Linked DNA regions of Homo sapiens: region 2 is linked to region 1. Evidence: read pairs that join two places in POLR2A ChIA-PET (ENCODE). Cell type or tissue: A673. All regions are shown on one strand. Links, peaks and the distances in the headings refer to the core of each region. The heading gives the core; the rest is flanking DNA.

The links. Peaks named below come from ENCODE experiments on the same cell type or tissue, not always from the same donor. Only the 100,000 strongest peaks of a DNase experiment are listed, where the experiment ranks them.
Region 2: POLR2A ChIA-PET joins it to region 1 with 6 read pairs; 3 of 35 experiments call an interaction of 5 or more read pairs at or near these places.

Annotation. Positions count from the first base shown.
Region 1 is chr9:35,031,716-35,039,902 of GRCh38, forward strand. No RefSeq gene overlaps it. Among named protein-coding and RNA genes, the nearest start is that of SPATA31G1, 6.4 kb to the right of the region's middle. In A673, for the core only: no CTCF peak of the experiment used is centred there; a DNase peak (open chromatin) is centred at 4,716.
Region 2 is chr9:34,885,006-34,893,192 of GRCh38, forward strand. It overlaps SPATA31F3 (SPATA31 subfamily F member 3), which reads right to left. Exons shown (of 5, transcript NM_001309427.2): 4 at 8,041-8,147; 5 at 4,061-4,627. The coding sequence ends at 4,359. It also overlaps a transcript of PHF24 not described here. Among named protein-coding and RNA genes, the nearest start is that of SPATA31F3, 6.7 kb to the right of the region's middle. In A673, for the core only: no CTCF peak of the experiment used is centred there; no DNase peak of the experiment used is centred there; H3K27me3 peaks cover 421 bases.

The DNA of each region.
Region 1 (8,187 bases), core at 2,619-7,618:
AACATTAATCATTTTCCCTAATCATTTATAATCATAGCCCTAGTCTCATGCAGTTCCAGCATTTGAATGTACACCATACTCAGAGTCTGATAAACCCCAATTCAAGAAATAAGTAGAAATACAGTCCTAGGTTGATAGTGTTCCCAGCTGGGCACAGTGGCCCACGCCTGTAATCCCTATACTTCGGGAGGCCGAGGTGGGCAGATCACTTGAGGTCAGGAATTCGAGACCAGCTTGGGCAACAGAGTGAAACGCTGTCTCTACTAAAAATACAAAAATTAGCTGGATGTGGTGGCAGGCACCTGTAATCCCAGCAACTCAGGAGGCTGAGGCAGGAGAATTGCTTGAACTCAGGAGGCAGAGGCTGCAGTGAGCCGAGATAGCACCACCGCACTCTAGCCTGGGAGACAGAGGGAGACTCTGTCTCAAAAAATAAAAATTAAAAATAAATAAATAAATAAATAAATAAAAGATAGTGTTCCCTAGCACGCAGAAGAAACCAAGACAAATCATCTCAACCCAGACCTCTCAGGATTCCCAAAGTTGAAGTTTAACCAAATATGAATTCCTAATAAAATATCAAACATACAAGGAAACAGACAACCATGAGCAGAGTCAAGAGAGACTACAAACTGAAATGTAAGACATACACAGACTGCAGATATTAAAATTAAAAAAATAGTATATGAAGTAAATACGTTTAAAGTGTTTTAACTGAAAGGCAGAGATAAGCAGTATGTAAAGCAGAAAGAAGGGACATTTAGGTCAACCTGGACCTTCAGGGTAAGTTCCCTGAGGATATGATGCTTGAGTTGGGCTAGAAGGACAATTAAGAATTAGTCAAGATAGGCCGGGTGCGGTGACTCACACCTGTAATCCCAGCACTTTGGGAGGCTGAGGTGGGCGGATCACAAAGTCAGGAGATCGAGACCAGCCTGGCTAACATGGTGAAACCCCGTCTCTATTAAAAATACAAAAAAAAATTAGCCGGGCGTGGTGATGGGCGCCTGTCGTCCCAGCTACTTGGGAGACTGAGTCAGGAGAATGGCGTGAACCCGGGAGGCGGAGCTTGCAGTGATCGCACCACTGCATTCCAGGTCAGGCAACAGAGTGAGACTCCATCTCAAAAAAAATAAAAATAAAAATAATTAGTCAAGATATAATGCCATCAGGATATGAAGGAAAAAAAAGAATTAGGTGGAAAAAAGTGGTAGGGCATTCCATACCAAGAAATCAAAATCATAAGCAAAGACATGGACACACTGAACAGCATGGGGGACTCAGGGAAAACTTCAAGTGTCCTCTGTTACTAGAGTAATAAATGCAGAGCAGGAAAGAGCAAGAGAAGCTGAAGAAGTAGCATATCAGGAGATAGAGGGCTTTGTATACCATACGTAGGAAGTATGGCCTCACTGAAGGACTTTAAGGAGGGGAATAACATGATCAGTTTTGTTTTATGTAGACTGCTTTGTTAGTAGTGAGGGAAAAGGATTTAAGATGGGCAAAGCTGGAGGAACAGAGATCAGCTAGGATCAGCTACAGATCAACTGCTGCACAGGTTACAGGAGAAATGATGAGCGTCTGAACTACCAGGGTGTCTGTAAGGGTGGGAGGAGAGGCAGATTTGAGAAACTGCAGCTAAAATTAGCAAAAGCTGGTGATTACTTTTGGGAAGGATGAAGGGGAAGCAGCATAGAATGGCTCCTGTGTTTCTTGCTTGGGTGACTAGGTGATATTAATTGATTTGGGGAATACAACAGGAAGACCACATTGGGACAGATGATAATGCCCTAAATAATGAAGATGTTAGGTCTGAGTACTTATGGCGAATCAAGCTTGGAGATGCTTATCAAGCAACTGGATTTATGAGATTGAAGCTCATATGAGAAGTCAATGCTGAAATAATTAACTACAAAAGTGGCTAATTCACCTAAGGAGAGACAGAAGCACAATGATCCAAGTGTGGAATTCAGGGTTAGGAAATAATCTGAAATTCATGACAAGTTTTATAGGTTTTTAAAAAATGCTCATAAGCAAAATATAATTATGTATAGATATTAAGCAAGTCTTACAGTATCAAAAATTGGAAACCATCTAAAAGTAAAAAAAAATAGAATGGTTAATTATTACAGTATATCCACTTTGGAAAAATATCATAGTCATTAAAAATGATGTTTAGGCCAGGCGCCAGTGGCTCACACCTGTAATCCCAGCACTTAGGGAGGCCGAGGTGTGCTGATTGCTTGAGCCCAGGAGTTTGAGACCAGCCTGGCTAACATGGAAAACCCCGTCTCTACTAAAAATATAAAAATTAGGCTGGGTGCGGTGACTCAAGCCTGTAATCCCAGCACTTTGGGAGGCCAAAGCAGTTGGATCACCTGAGGTCAGGAGTTCGAGACCAGCCTGCACAATATGGCAAAACCCCGTCTCTACTAAAAATACAAAAATTAGCCGGGCATTGTGGCGGACACCTGTAATCCCAGCTACTTGGGAGGCAGAGACAGGAAAGTTGTTTGAACCCAGGAGGCAGAGGTTGCAGTGAGCTGAGATCATGCCACTGCACTCCAGCCTGGGTGACAAGAGCAAGACTCCATCTAAAAAACAAACAAAGAAAAAAATTATCCAGGCTTGGTGGTGCATGCCTGTAATACCAGCTACTCAGGAGGCTGAGGCAGGAGAATTGCTTGAACCTGGGAGGCGAAGGTTGCAGTGAGCCAGAATTGAGCCATTGCACTCCGCCCTGGGCAACAGAGCAAGACTCTGCCTCAAAAAAAAAAAAAAAAAAAATGGTTAGGAAGTTTACAGAGTGTAGAAAAGGTTTATAATAAAATGTTAACTGCTTTCCTACCTTTAAAAAACACTACGGGCTGGCCTCCCAACACTTTGGGAGGCTGAGGCAGGTGGATCACGAGGTCAAGAGTTTGAGACCAGCCTGGCCAAGATGGTGAAACCTCATCTCTACTAAAAATACAAAAATTAGCCAGGTGTTGCCAGGCACGGTGGCTCATGCCTGTAATCCCAGCACTTTGGGAGGCCGAGGCGGGCAGATCATGAGGTCGGGAGTTCAAGACCAGCCTGACCAACATGATGAAACCCCGTCTCTACTAAAAATACAAAAATTAGCCGGGTGTGGTGATGCACGCCTGTAATCCCAGCTACTCAGGAGGCTGAGGCAGGAGAATCGCTTGAACCAGGGAGGCGGAGGTTGCAGTAAGCTGAGATCGTGCTACTGCACAGCAGCAAAAAAAAAAAAAAAAAAAAAATTAGCCATGCAAGGTGGTGGGCGCCTGTAATCCCAGCTACTTGGGAGGCTGAAGCAGGAGAATCGCTTGAACCCTGGCGACGGAGGTTGCAGTGAGCCAAGATCGCGCCACTGCACTCCAGCCTTGGCGACAGAGCAAGACTCTGTCCCAAAAATAAAATAAAATAAAATAAAATAAACACTACATATGATTTAAACAATATAAAAATATGAGTAACAAAGTCCGAGCACAGTGGCTCACGTCTGTAATCCCAACACTGTGGGAGGCTGAGGCGGGCAGATCATAAGGTCAGGAGTTCGAGACCAGCCTGGCCAATATGGTGAAACCCCATCTCTACTAAAAATACAAAAAAACTAGCCAGGCGTGATGGCGCGCCCAGCTATTAGGGAGGCCGCAGCAGGAGAATCACTTGAACGCGGGAGGCAGAGGTTGCAGTGAGCCGAGATTGCACCATTGCACTCCATCCTGGGCAATAGAGAGACTCCGTCTTTAAAAAAAAAAAAAAAAAAAAAAAAAAGAGTAACAAGGTCTGGAAATAAATACATCAAATTGCTATAGAAACAGCAAATATAGAAACTTGAGGTTGATGAAATTCTTCCTTCTACCTTTCCACATTTTCCAAATTCACTATATAATATTATAATAACGGAGAAAACTTTAAAACAAACAACATTTCCTATCACCTCTATCAGGACATAGCTAGAGTTCCTATCAAACACAGGACCTGACATACAGGAGCCCCTCACAAAACGCAGTCATGTGCCAATACCTAGATGTGAAGGCAGCTGCTGTAGAGGCTCCTGCCTTCTAGAAGCCTGCAGTCTCTCCTGTCTGCCAGAAGCCTCACCATGGCTCGGCCTCCGAGATGCCATCCTGGGCCGGCAGGGCAGGTTCAGCTTCTGCCCCTCGGGACTCGATCTCACCTCTGGCCGCTGACACTCTGACCCATGCGACTTTTCGGGGCTCCTACTTCCCATTCCCACCAGCCCACCAGGGGCACTGCGGCCTCACAACTCCCTCATCCCCTGGGAAACAATTCCCCCAGGACCGTGGGCATTATCCCTCCAGCGGACGTCGGCCCCACAAGCCCCTCACGGAAGGGCGGCTCCGTGAGATCTCACTGTACTGACCAGTCCTGCCACTGCCAGGACGCTGGGCCTCTCAGACACTCGATGAGACCGGTCCAACTCCAGGTGGCAACTGGAGCTGGGTTGCTGCCGGGCCCTTAACACTACATCCCTACGGAGAGGGCGGAACAGGAGAGAGGAATAGCAGAAGGGAAAGGCAGAGGGGAGGGTGGCGAGGAAGAACCCGCGAGTTCCGATGGAGGCTGTGGCTGCGCGTCGATGCTCCACCAGGACGCTGGAGAGGCGGCGCGGGTCCCACAAGCCCGAAAGCCCGGGAGGTGGGGCGGGTCCTGCAGCGGAAATGCCTCTTGGGCGCTCCGCCCGAATCTCGGTTGTGAGCTTAAATGCTCAGCTCTCATATCAAGGAAGCTAAGGCGCCTTCAGCCTCCTGAGGAGATACCCGGGGAGGCCGCTGCTAGGAAGCCTGAGAGCGCCCACTGACGGCCCTGCCCCAAGATAGGCTCCGTCCCTGAGCAGACTGGGCTGGGCCTCTCCAAAACCACGCTCACAGTTTGTTCATTCACTGCTGAGTCCTAACCAGATACTAAGCGCCAGTTGCTGACGTTAGAGCAGTAAACTGGGTACCAGGTTCCTGCCGTCTGAAAGGACATATTTAAGCCACAAGTTACAACGTAGTGTGGAAAGCGCTGTGTGGGGGTTGGGGAAGCAGTGATAAGGGCACTCATCCCGGCTTGGGAGTCAAGGGAGGTCTCCAGTGGGGCACCAGCCACAGTAGCAGGACAGAAGCAGATCGGATGTAATGGTTTTTAATGATAAAAAGTTACCATCTGATGTCTTCTGGTTCCTCTGAGACCTGCTGGCTGCTGGGGGTGGAGGGGAAAAGAAGTTGAGGAGGCCGTGATCTTGGACTTCCCAGCCTCCAGAATTATGAGAAATAAATGCTTGTTGTTTAAGCCAGAAAAAAAAAAAAAAGAAAGAAGAAAAAAGATTAAATGAGATAATAAATGTTAGAGTATAAATGTGTTCCACATCACTGAGGAGCAAAAAAAAAAACAACACATTATTTAATTTTTCTAAATTAAATTAACTCGGGCTCAAAACCCCATTTACTAGGGTGGAAAGACAACCAACATCAACCATTTATTGGGGCCCATTTCCCTCTTTAGCATGTTGTACATTGACAAAAAAAAAAAAAACTTAGAAAAGAGCCTCTGGGCCAGGTGTAGTGGCTCAGGCCTGTAATCCCTGAACTTTGGGAGGCTGAGGCGGGAGGATCACTTGAGCCCAGGAGTTGGAGACCAGCCTGGGCAACATAGAAAGACCCCATTTCTAAAAAATACAAAAATAAAATAAAGAAAGAGAGAAAAAAAAAAAGAGACTCTGGTCTTCAGTCTGTCATGGTTGCTCCTGGGATGACCATTGTCTAAATCCATATGGTCCATTCAAAGGCAGGCAGATTCATAGCATCTCTGCCAAGTATGCACACCAGATCTCTGCAGCTCCCAAGACAGAGTGCTAGATGCTTAGTTCCAAAGCCATTAAATCAGCACTCCCTATCAGAAGTCATGGCCAGGCATGGTGTCCTCACGCCTATAATCCCAGCACTCTGGGAGGCTGAGGTGGGCGGATCACCTGAGGTCAGAAGTTCGAGACCAGCCTGGACAACATGGTGAAATGCCATCTCTAATAAAAATACAAAAATTAGCCAGGCATGTTGGCAGGCACCTGTAATCCCAGATACTTGGGAGGCTGAAGCAGGAGAATCGCTTGAACCTGGTGGGTGAAGTTTGCAATGAGCTGAGATTGCCCCACTGTTCTACAACTTTATCCAGGTTCTGTGTGGAGGGGAATTTAATTTAGCTGGGTGGTTTTTTTTTTTTGGTTTGGAAACACAAAGCCACTAACAATCCCATGAGACAGGACAGGTGTGGTGGCTCATGCTTGTAATCTCAACACTGGGAGGCCAAGGCAGGTGGATCGATTAAGCCCAGGAGTTCGAGACCAGCCTGGGCAACATTGCAAAACACTGTCTCTACAAAAAAATACAAAAATTAGCCAGGTGTGGTGTGTGTGTGCCTGCAGTCCCAGCTACTTGGGAGGCTGAGATGGGAGAATCACTTGAGCCTGGGGGGTCAAGCATGCAGTGGGCTGAGATCATGCCACTGCATTCCACCCTGGGTGACAAAGTGAGACCCTGTCCCAAAAAAACAAACAAGCAATCACATGAGACAAGAAATCCAGTATTCCTGGAAGAAAATTAAGCCAAGTTATCTTTTTATCCTACTAGTCATCCCATCTGGCAAGGAGTAGGAGACAGAAACTGGTAAATTATCTTGCCATAATGTAAATAAACAAGCACAGAATAAGTGTTGAGTATTACCTTCTCTGTCTTCCATCAGGACTCAATTTACCTTCTTCAACTAGTGGTTGCAAATTCAAATACCACGCAGATAATATAAATTAGTAAAAATAAACAAGTGGAAGAAAACAAAATCATAGGCACAATGATCAACAGCAACGAGCCCTTAGTCTTGGCAATAAACTTTTTTTTTTTTTTTCTTTAAGAGACATGATTTCACTCTGTTGCCCTGACTGGAGTGCAGTGGCATGATCATAGCTCACTGCAGCCTTGAACTCCTGGTCTCAAGCAATCCTCTTGCCTTGGCCTTCCAAAGTGCTGGGATTACAGGTGTGAGTAGTCACCATACCCAGTCTTGGCATTTACTCTAAGAACAGGGTGAGAACTGCAGTGAACTGGAGAGCACAAGTTCATTCCAAAGGGAGCAATTGCTACTTAGCTCCAAATAGCCTTTACTTTGTGGGAATATAAGTCCAGTGTTGCCAGATTTTAAGTTGGAAATATTATGTACGATCTACTGATTTACAATATTGGCTACTCATTAAAGTTTTTTTTTAAAAAAAAACACCGTTGGCTGCCGGGCGCGGTGGCTCACACCTGTAATCACAGCACTTTGGGAGGCTGAGGCAGGCAGATCACGAGGTCAGGAGATTGAGACCATCCTGGCTAACACAGTGAAACCCCGTCTCTACTAAAAATACAAAAAATCAGCCAGGTGCGGTGGCAGGCACCTGTAGTCCCAGCTACTCAGGAGGCTGAGGCAGGAAAATGGCATGAACCCAGGAGGCGGAGCTTGCAGTGAGCCAAGATCGCGCCACTGCACTCCAGCCTGGGCAATAGAGCGAGACTCCATCTCAAAAAAAACAAAACAAAACAAAAAAAACCACCGTTGGTCACAGTTAAAAAGCACTGTCTGGGCCAAATGTTACACATAAGTAGGTCATCTTTATGCCCTTCAATGGTTTCAGCTGCTACATATATGCTGCTAGAGGTCAAATCTACATCCCCCCCATAGACTGCTCTCCCAAGCTTCAGATCCATGTATCTGTCCCTTGCCTAGCTTTACCTTGAGGTGACACCAGAACCTCAAATTCAAATATCTAAAATGGAACCCATCACCGCCCCCCAACCACCATAACTTGGTTCCCAGGTCTTTGTTTCTTATCTCAGTGAAATTGCACCAACAAACATCCAGTTTCCCAAGTCAGAAATCTTGGAGTCACCCTCAATTTCCTCTCTCCCCCAACCTATCCTATTGGTAAACAAGTCTAATCAATTTTATCTCTGGAGTTCTACTTGAATCCATATTTCCCATGCCCACCATCACTGACATGGTTCAGGCCTCACTTTAGTTTTTATTTAACTAAAGCAAGACTCACCTAACCTCTTGCCTTTTGTGTCTTTACCCTCACTAGAATGTTATTTCCGAGACACAAACTTCATCTTGTCACTTCCCTGTTTAAAACTTTTCAATGGT
Region 2 (8,187 bases), core at 1,894-6,893, 150 kb before region 1:
ACCCCGGATTCCCACTTCATGCTGCTGTGACCCTTCTGAGTCACTTTCTTTCACTCTGTGTCTTCCTCCTACATGGCTTTCTGCCCAACTCCCACTAGGCAGGCAGGATGTGCTTAACACAAAACCTCCTTTGATCTTTGGGGATGCTTTAGGCAAATACCTGTTAAGTGTTGGCTCAGTAGGCCTAGACCTTGTGACTTCATGGCCTGGAGGCCATCTAGGGACTGGGCCCCCATCCCTTAGGCACAGAACCATCATTCAGAGGACAGACACATCCATGCTTCTTCCTATCTGGGCTTTCTGCATCTTTTCAGAAGGACACATTATGCTTAACGCTGAGGTCCTGTCCGAGGAAGAAAGTCCTGCCACCTCCTCCTTCTGATGATGGGATGATGGATAATCCTGGATCTCCTTAGGAACCAGGGGCATCCCAACTGTCTCTCACAACATGTCATAAAGAAGTCATTTCACTTCTTGCCCTTTCTTCAGCTCTTGGCTCCTCTGCGGTAGGTTGGAAGCAGAATGCAAAGGTGCCACCCTCTGAGGAATATCAGGTGGCCAAAGCAGAGGTCCCTCCCATCTGCTCAAGGCAGCCTCTGTCTTCCTGCTTCCCAGTCCACTTCTCCCACCCAGATAGCCTCCCTGGTCCTTTACCTCACTAAGCACTAGGAAGCCACCCCTGCCCTGTTTCTCCATCTCCAGCCCCATGCTCTTGCTCAGGCTCCATGCATTTAGAGCTTTCTCTGTGATCTCTCCTGCTGGTACAGTGTTCCAAGAGCACCTGCTGCACAGATATCAGCAGCAGGCTTTGACCACCTTTCCCTGCCCACCTACACTCTCACACTGCCACCAACTGCTTGGGCCCTAATAGTAACTTTCAGAATCTCTCTCCACACCCAGCTCTCTGGCTTTGGTTCTCCATACCATTCCCCCTGCCCATACCCATGGTCCCTTCCTAGCTCCTCACTCGTCCCTCTGGGTCTGTGCCCACACTCCCTTATATGTGGAGGAATTCTTTCTTCTTCTAATCCATTATCTCCTCCATCATTAACTCTACTTCTCCCTACCAGCAGAAAAATGTCTGCTTTTAGTAAAATCCAGCTCCTTGACTTGGGTACTTGCCCCCCACTTCTTCACTTCCACACCACAGCGTTCTTCCAGAAATTCTCCCCTTGCTGTCTTGCTTATCCCTCTTGACTGGATCTTTTCTATCACCATCCAACCATCCAACAGACTAAATCTCCTGTCTTAAAAAAAAAAAAAAAACTCCTTCTGGATCCCACTCTCCCCTCCTTCACCTCTATGAAACAAAAGTCCTTGAAAGAGTTGATTACACTTGCTGTCACCAACTGCTCTTCTTCCATTATCTCTTGAATCCACTCCAGTCACATCGGTTCCTCCACCTGAGGCTATTCTTCTCAGGGTCATTAGTGATCTTTATATTGCTAAATCTAATGGTCAACTACAAGTCCGCATCTTAATTGACTGATTGGCAACTTGTCATTCCATTGGTCACCTTCTCCTTAAAACACTTTCCTTTCTTGGCTTCCAGTATGACACTCTTCTAGCTTTCCTCCTGTCTTGCTGGCTGCTGTGTCTCAGTCTCCTCTGCCTACTGGTTCTTCCTCTTCTTCTCAATCTTTTAACATTAAAGAGTCCCAGAGACCAGTCCTTAGATCTCTTTCATTTACACTCACTCCCTTCGTGGTCATATCTAGTCTCATGGTTTTATATCTATCTATCTATCTATCTGTCTGTCTGTCTGTCTGTCTGTCTACTCTGTCTATCTACTCTATCTATGTATCTATCTATGTATCTATGTATCTATGTATCTATCTATCTATCTATCTATCTATCTCTGGCTGTCTATCTGCCTGGAGTCTGGGCTCTTCCCTGAACTCCAGGCTCAAATGCCCAAATTGTCTAAGCAACATACGTTATCTAAGCAACATATACATCTCAAACAATACAAATGTGAACTCCTGACTCCCCTTCTCCCACCATCATCACCCAGTAACACCAAACCTACTCCAATGTCAGTATTTCCCACATCAATTAATGGCAACTTCATCCTGCCAGTTGTTCAGGGCAAAAACTTTGGTGCCATCCTTGACATTTTTTTTTCTCTAATTGTCCACATCCAATCTATCAGTAAATCCTATTGTCTCTACCTTCAAAGTGAACCCAGCATCTAAATGCCTGTAATCTCCTCTGCTGCTATAATTACCGGAGTAACCTTACAACTAATCTCCCTGCTTCTACTCAAATCTATACCCCCAATGCTCTTATTTTTAGCACTATGACCTAAGTGATCCTTTAAGACATAAGTCAGATCTAAGCAGACCCCCTAATAGCTCCCCAATTTACTCAAAGTAAGAGCCAGCTTCCTTGCTGGCTTTCTACCAGGCCTTATACCATGTGGCCCCTTACCACTGGAGTCATCCTCTACCACTTTCTCCCTTTATTCCTTTATTACTCTGCTTTAGGTTCACTGGCTTCCTTGTTCCTTCTGACAGGCTGGGCATCCTCCAACCTCCAGGCATCTGCATTAGCTGTAATTTCTGACTGGAATGCTCTTCCTCGTTTACCCACGTGGTTTACTCGCTTATCACCCTCAAGTCCTTGCTGACATTTTAATTTCCTAGTGATACCTTCCCTGAGCTCCTTATTTAAAACTGTATCCCTTTTGAAGTCTTCTCTAATCCCATTACCCTGATTTTTTTGCATATATCTGGTCACCTTCTATATACTATGTTTTTTATTTATACTTCTTTTCTCTTCCTCCCAGGCATGCTCCCAACGTAAGTTCCTTGAGAGAGCAGATTTTTTTTTCCTCTTATGTTCACTGCTGTATTCCCAGTGCCTATAAAAGTGCCTGGCATATAATAGGTGCTCAATATTTATTGAAGGAATGAAGAATGGGTGAAAGAATGCCATTCATTCTCCAGCTTGGCAACCTCATTCTGATCCCTTAAACATTTTACTGTGTTTTTTTTTTAATTATTATACAGGGGTTTCTCCAGTGAGTCACTATTCTCTGACACGGCATGCTGTTGTTTGATGCCATGCCTCTGTTCATGTTGTACTCTCAGCCTGGGAAAGCCTCTCTACTCCCTACCTCCTTCCCAACTAATGCCTGCTCATCCTTTAGAACTCAACTTACATATCATCTCTTCTAGGAAACTTTCCGTGAACATTCCCCAAAACTAGATTAAGTGCCCTCCTATGTACTTTCATCTTATTGCTTCTAATGACTTTTTATATGACTGTCTATCCCAGAGTTCATGAGCTTTTTCAGACAAGGCCTGTGTATCGTTCACTGTTATCTCTGTAGTGCCTGGCATAGTGCCTGCCACATAGCAAGTACTTGAATATTTGAATTGTTGAATGCAAGACTCAGCCCAAAGTTGTTTTTATTGTGACCCTTTTAGGGATCTCTTCATCAACTAGTCTTCATTCTAGGCAGCATTCTTTCCATGCAAATGAAAGGCAATGGAGGTTGGAACAGGCAACAGGACTAGAGTGGGCTCTCAGTTGGGTTACCCTTAAAGATCTCAGTAACAACAGAGAAAAGACAGGGAGATTCTATCATCTGGTTTTGACATCTGTCATATTAGCTGTGTGCTTTTGATAAACATTCCTAAAGGAAGGAGCACCATGGCACTCTAAAGGACCTTCCCTCCAGGTTGTCAGCATATACTGTATAGAAGTCATCAATGAATTTTGCCTGTGGGCCAAAAATGCATTAGATTCCTGGCCACTGCTTCTTATACTGTCGCCATGTCCACATTCCTCCTCTGAGCCCAACACACCATGGGACAATAGAATTCAAGCCTGACCTTTTCTTTCAATGCACCTAAAACAAGGGCCTTTCTTCTCTGTCAAGTCCCTTTATCCACATTCTAGGGTGGGGCTGGGAGGAGTCATGTGGAATGCTGACCCATCTGAAATAAAATGTGATTTAAGCTTCTATACCACATAAGAAGTACTTTTTAGGTCCTTTACTCTCTCTGTCTATCATATACCACATTGAAAATGAGGAGGCACAAACAGGTGGCTCTTTGCTTAAAGGTACAAAGTATATTTGGAGAATGCCCTGCTTCACCTGCATGTTAATGGAAATGGCAATGAAAGCCTTTTTCAGGGGATTGCAGAGGTTCAGGAACCTATGAACTCCTTTTTCTTGTGATGGGTATTCTTGCATAAAACAGTGCCTTCTGCTGAGGTGAGTTAGACCTGGGATAGATTTCCTGGTTGAGTGGCACAAGTCATTTGAGGACAGAGTTTGGAGCATTTGTAGGAGTGGCACAGGACCCAGGATTGGCTGGACTGAAGGGAGTGTTGCTAGAGCAGATTATTTAGGCACTGGGGGCATCACAGAAGATCAGGCCTTCCTCCTCAGTAGAAGGAGGCTGAGCCTCAGGGTCCTCTGTTGTCTTCTGTGTTGTAGCTCCCCACACATGATCTTTGGTGACAGTTGGACTCTTCTCAATGTTTTTTGTCCTGTCTTGGGTCACTGTCTCAGCCTTAGAAAGGAGAATGGATTCCTCATGCCTTCGATCTTTCATTTCAGGGTTAATCCAGTGCAGAAACAGCTTCATCTTGTTATCCAAGCCAACTTCTGGAGCTTCTGGAAGGATGATGCTCTTGTGAGTATGGACTGCCCTTACCAGACCCTGCAACTCTTAGCCCTAGAAAGTGTGGCCCTGCAAATTTTGACCCTGCAAATTTTGCCCTGTAAAACATGGCCCTGAACTATTTGACCCTGAAAACTTTGGATCTGAAAAAAATTTACCCCTTCAAATACTGTACTTGCAAAATTTTGGCCCAGCAAGTAATGGCCCAGTAAGTTGGCCCTTTAAGCTCTGGGCACTCCCGGTTTGGCATTCTCAGAAATCCTTGTTTGGATGAGGTTATTCGGCTTACTCTAACAGCTTTGCAAATTATTCTTATCTGGTCCTTTTGCCCCAAGTAATCCTGGAGGATGCTCTTGGAACTCAAGGTTATGGAGAAGCTGGTGAAACAGCAATAGCCAGTACTGAGAGGATGGAAATGGGGCTCCGCAGATCCAGACAGATCCTTGCTAGTCTCTGCTCAAGGCAACCATCTTAGCTAAACTAAAGTTTTACCTAAGAAAGATCCTGGAGATATATTTGGCAAGTTGTGAGCTCTGGAGTTCTGCTTAGAAGTGCCCCTACTCGCCCCTGAACCTTGGCAGAAAGGGTGTTCTCTCTGGCTGGGGAGAGCTCCAGTGCTGTCCAGACACCCCCTTCTCTGTGATTTCCAGCTGCTTTGAATGTCATCAAATGTCACTGGGTCAACTGTTTTCTCTGCTGGGGTAGGGACTTGTCCTCACTTTTGCAAAGACCTGGTCTAAGGGGCTTAGGGCCCTCCAGGCTGGGTTGTTCACTCTAGCCTCCAGCTGAACACAAAGTACCTGGGCCTCTGTCATGTCTCCACTGGGTGTGAGATCCCAGAATCCCAGTGGGCATGGGGTACTGCTATGGAACTAGATCACTTGTAGCTCTGCTGCACTGTCTTTAGTTCAACGGCAAGCTGTTCTTTCAGTCCAACCCCTTCTGGATCTGGGGCCCATGGGATGCCTGGTGGGATATGAAGTTTCTGGAGTAATGTTTTCCCTTGGTTTAGCAATCTTTAGACTCCTAAAGGATCCCTGTGTGGAGATATTCTTTGGGATGGTGAAAATTTGTTCCCTGGATTCCCTTGTTTTTATGGGACTTCCCAAATGTATCTCAAGGAATTTATTTTTCAGGTAGAAATTTAGTTTGGCCAAGATGGGTGCCTTGAGTGATTAGGGGCTGTGAGGATCTGTCTGCCTCTCTAGCGGTACCATCTCCATCAGCTTGTGTTTTAGTGCAGAACACTTGTACGTTATCTACACAAGCTTCATTGGTGTTTTGAAAGCATGGCCCAGGACTTACACATTGCTGTTCAGATGAGATTGAGTCAGAGGCTCTGATGGGCTCAATCTGTGATTGTGGATTCGTGAGTGATTGCCTGGGCCACAGCCCTGGAAAGAGCCACATAATAGAGAGCAGGCAGCCCTGACAGAAGGGCCAAAACTTGTCTCAAGTTTCTCAGTGGCTTCCTGGGACAGGGTCTGGGCAGCTCAGGATCATCAGTAACAGCATCTGGCAAGCCCTGTTGCTGCTGATCAAGGCCTGTCAGTATTCAGAGTGTCCTTTCCTGATCTGTGTAGGGGCTGATATGTGTCACTTCCAGGTCCAGGTGTTTGCTTTTCAGAGGACAGGGGCGCCAAGTTGCTTCCCAGGCCTTTGGAATACTGCAGAACCAGTGATTTGTAGTCCCAACAATGGCAGATATGGGCAGGGACAATGCCCTAGCAGATCTTCCCATATTTGTAATCTATGTGGCTCTGCAACATTACCTTGGCCTGAGGAAACAATTGCGGACTGGCCCTCCTGCCACAGTGGATCAGAGAAGGCCACTATTCCCACTAGCTTCTGGTGCTGCATGCTGGGAAGACCCACATAGGTCAGGGCTGTACTGCTCCAGGGCAGGGATTATTGGTCATCAGGTCACAGGATGAACTGGATAGACTGCTGGATCTTTTGGATCAGGTCCCAGCAATGACAAATCAACCCTCTGTTTCAATTGCTCCTGGAGGTGGAATCCTAGCAGCCTCTGGGCATGGTCTAGGAGAATGCTTCCTCCCTCTTGAGGACTGAAATGGACTTCCCCAATCAAAGAGTGTCCTGGATCTAGTGGGAAAGGCTGCAACATGTCTCAGGGCTTACATTGTATGATTTCCTGGATCTACAGAGATCTCTGGACAACAGCTGGCAAACTCCACTGAAGCTGGAGCTGCCTCTACAGCAGGTGCCACTCCAAGGCTTTCACTTAGCCTGAGTCAGATATAGGACATTGATCTGGATTTGTCAATGGTCAGATGGAGAATGTGGGGGAAAAGGTGGGGAAGGAGGGGAGATTTTAATTAGTACAGAGGTGAAGGAGAAATCATTGCAGAGAAAGGGCCAAAGCCTCCCCTGTTTTGGAGATTTCTAAAGTCAGACCAGGGATCTCTAAAGGCAGACAGTAATGTGCAGAAAAGAGAAACCACAGTAAGGTAGCTACAGATGTGGCACATTGAGGCCTCAGTGCATCCTCTAGGCAGTGGACAGAGGCCACTTAGAAGCTGAAAGAGAGGAGAGGGTAGAGCTAGAACCATGGGGTTTGGGATTTGTTCACAGTAATTTTTCTGCTCTGAGTCCATAGTGGATCCTTCAAAAACCCTGAAAGCTTAGGTGAACCAGCTAGCCTCCCATGAAACCCAGAGTCAAAGGGATGGAAGCTCATCTGTTCAGCAGAAGCCTTAGAGATAGCATTCAGAGTGAAAGAAATGGCTGTTTGTCTGTCTGTTTTCCATCCTTTGGAAAATTAGAAGTGGTGTGGTATAAGCTGCCCTGTACAGAACTCCTCCACAGATCTTGGGAGCCCTCAGTTGTGGGAATATGTGCAACAATATCCCACTTGTACTTGAAGATTCCTCAGGACTTTTTGGACATTGCAATAGCAGTTGGAAAGGAATGTAGGGTCATAGGCTGTTGTTGTAGGTTTGGGAGCTCTGGGTTCAGGGAAAGAAAGGGAATCTAGTATTCAAGGGCTGCTGACCTTGGTTCTCCAGGACAAATTTGGAGTTGTTTTTCGTCCTCTCCTGCTGGCTCAGAGGAATTCCAGGCTTCTCAAAGTTTGAAGACAGAGATCCCATGACCTGGGACACAGCTGGGACTTGAGATCTCTGTCCTCGCTGAAAGTGATCAGCCCAGGAATCTTGGACGCTGTCTGCACCAGCTGACCGGGCAGCTGACTGGGTTAAAGATTTCTGATCCATTAATTGTGACAGTGTTGGAGTTACAGATGCCAGTGAAAGCTCTTTGGATTTCGGGGAGCCCAGATCCTGACTATGCTTAAAAGACACACTAGATGTGGACAAAGCCTCTAGGCAAGAGGAGCCCTGTGATGGCCCCAGTGAAGTCAGGGAGATCTGGTTGTTCTCACCTGCCAGCAATTGCTTAATCTCCAGAGCCATAACATTGCAGATTTGGCAGCAGGGGTCTGCACACAGGATTCGCCGCACACTTCCTTCCTGAGGAAGCCAGCCCTGGCTGGGAAGAGAAACATGACAAACATTAATGATGGAGTGAC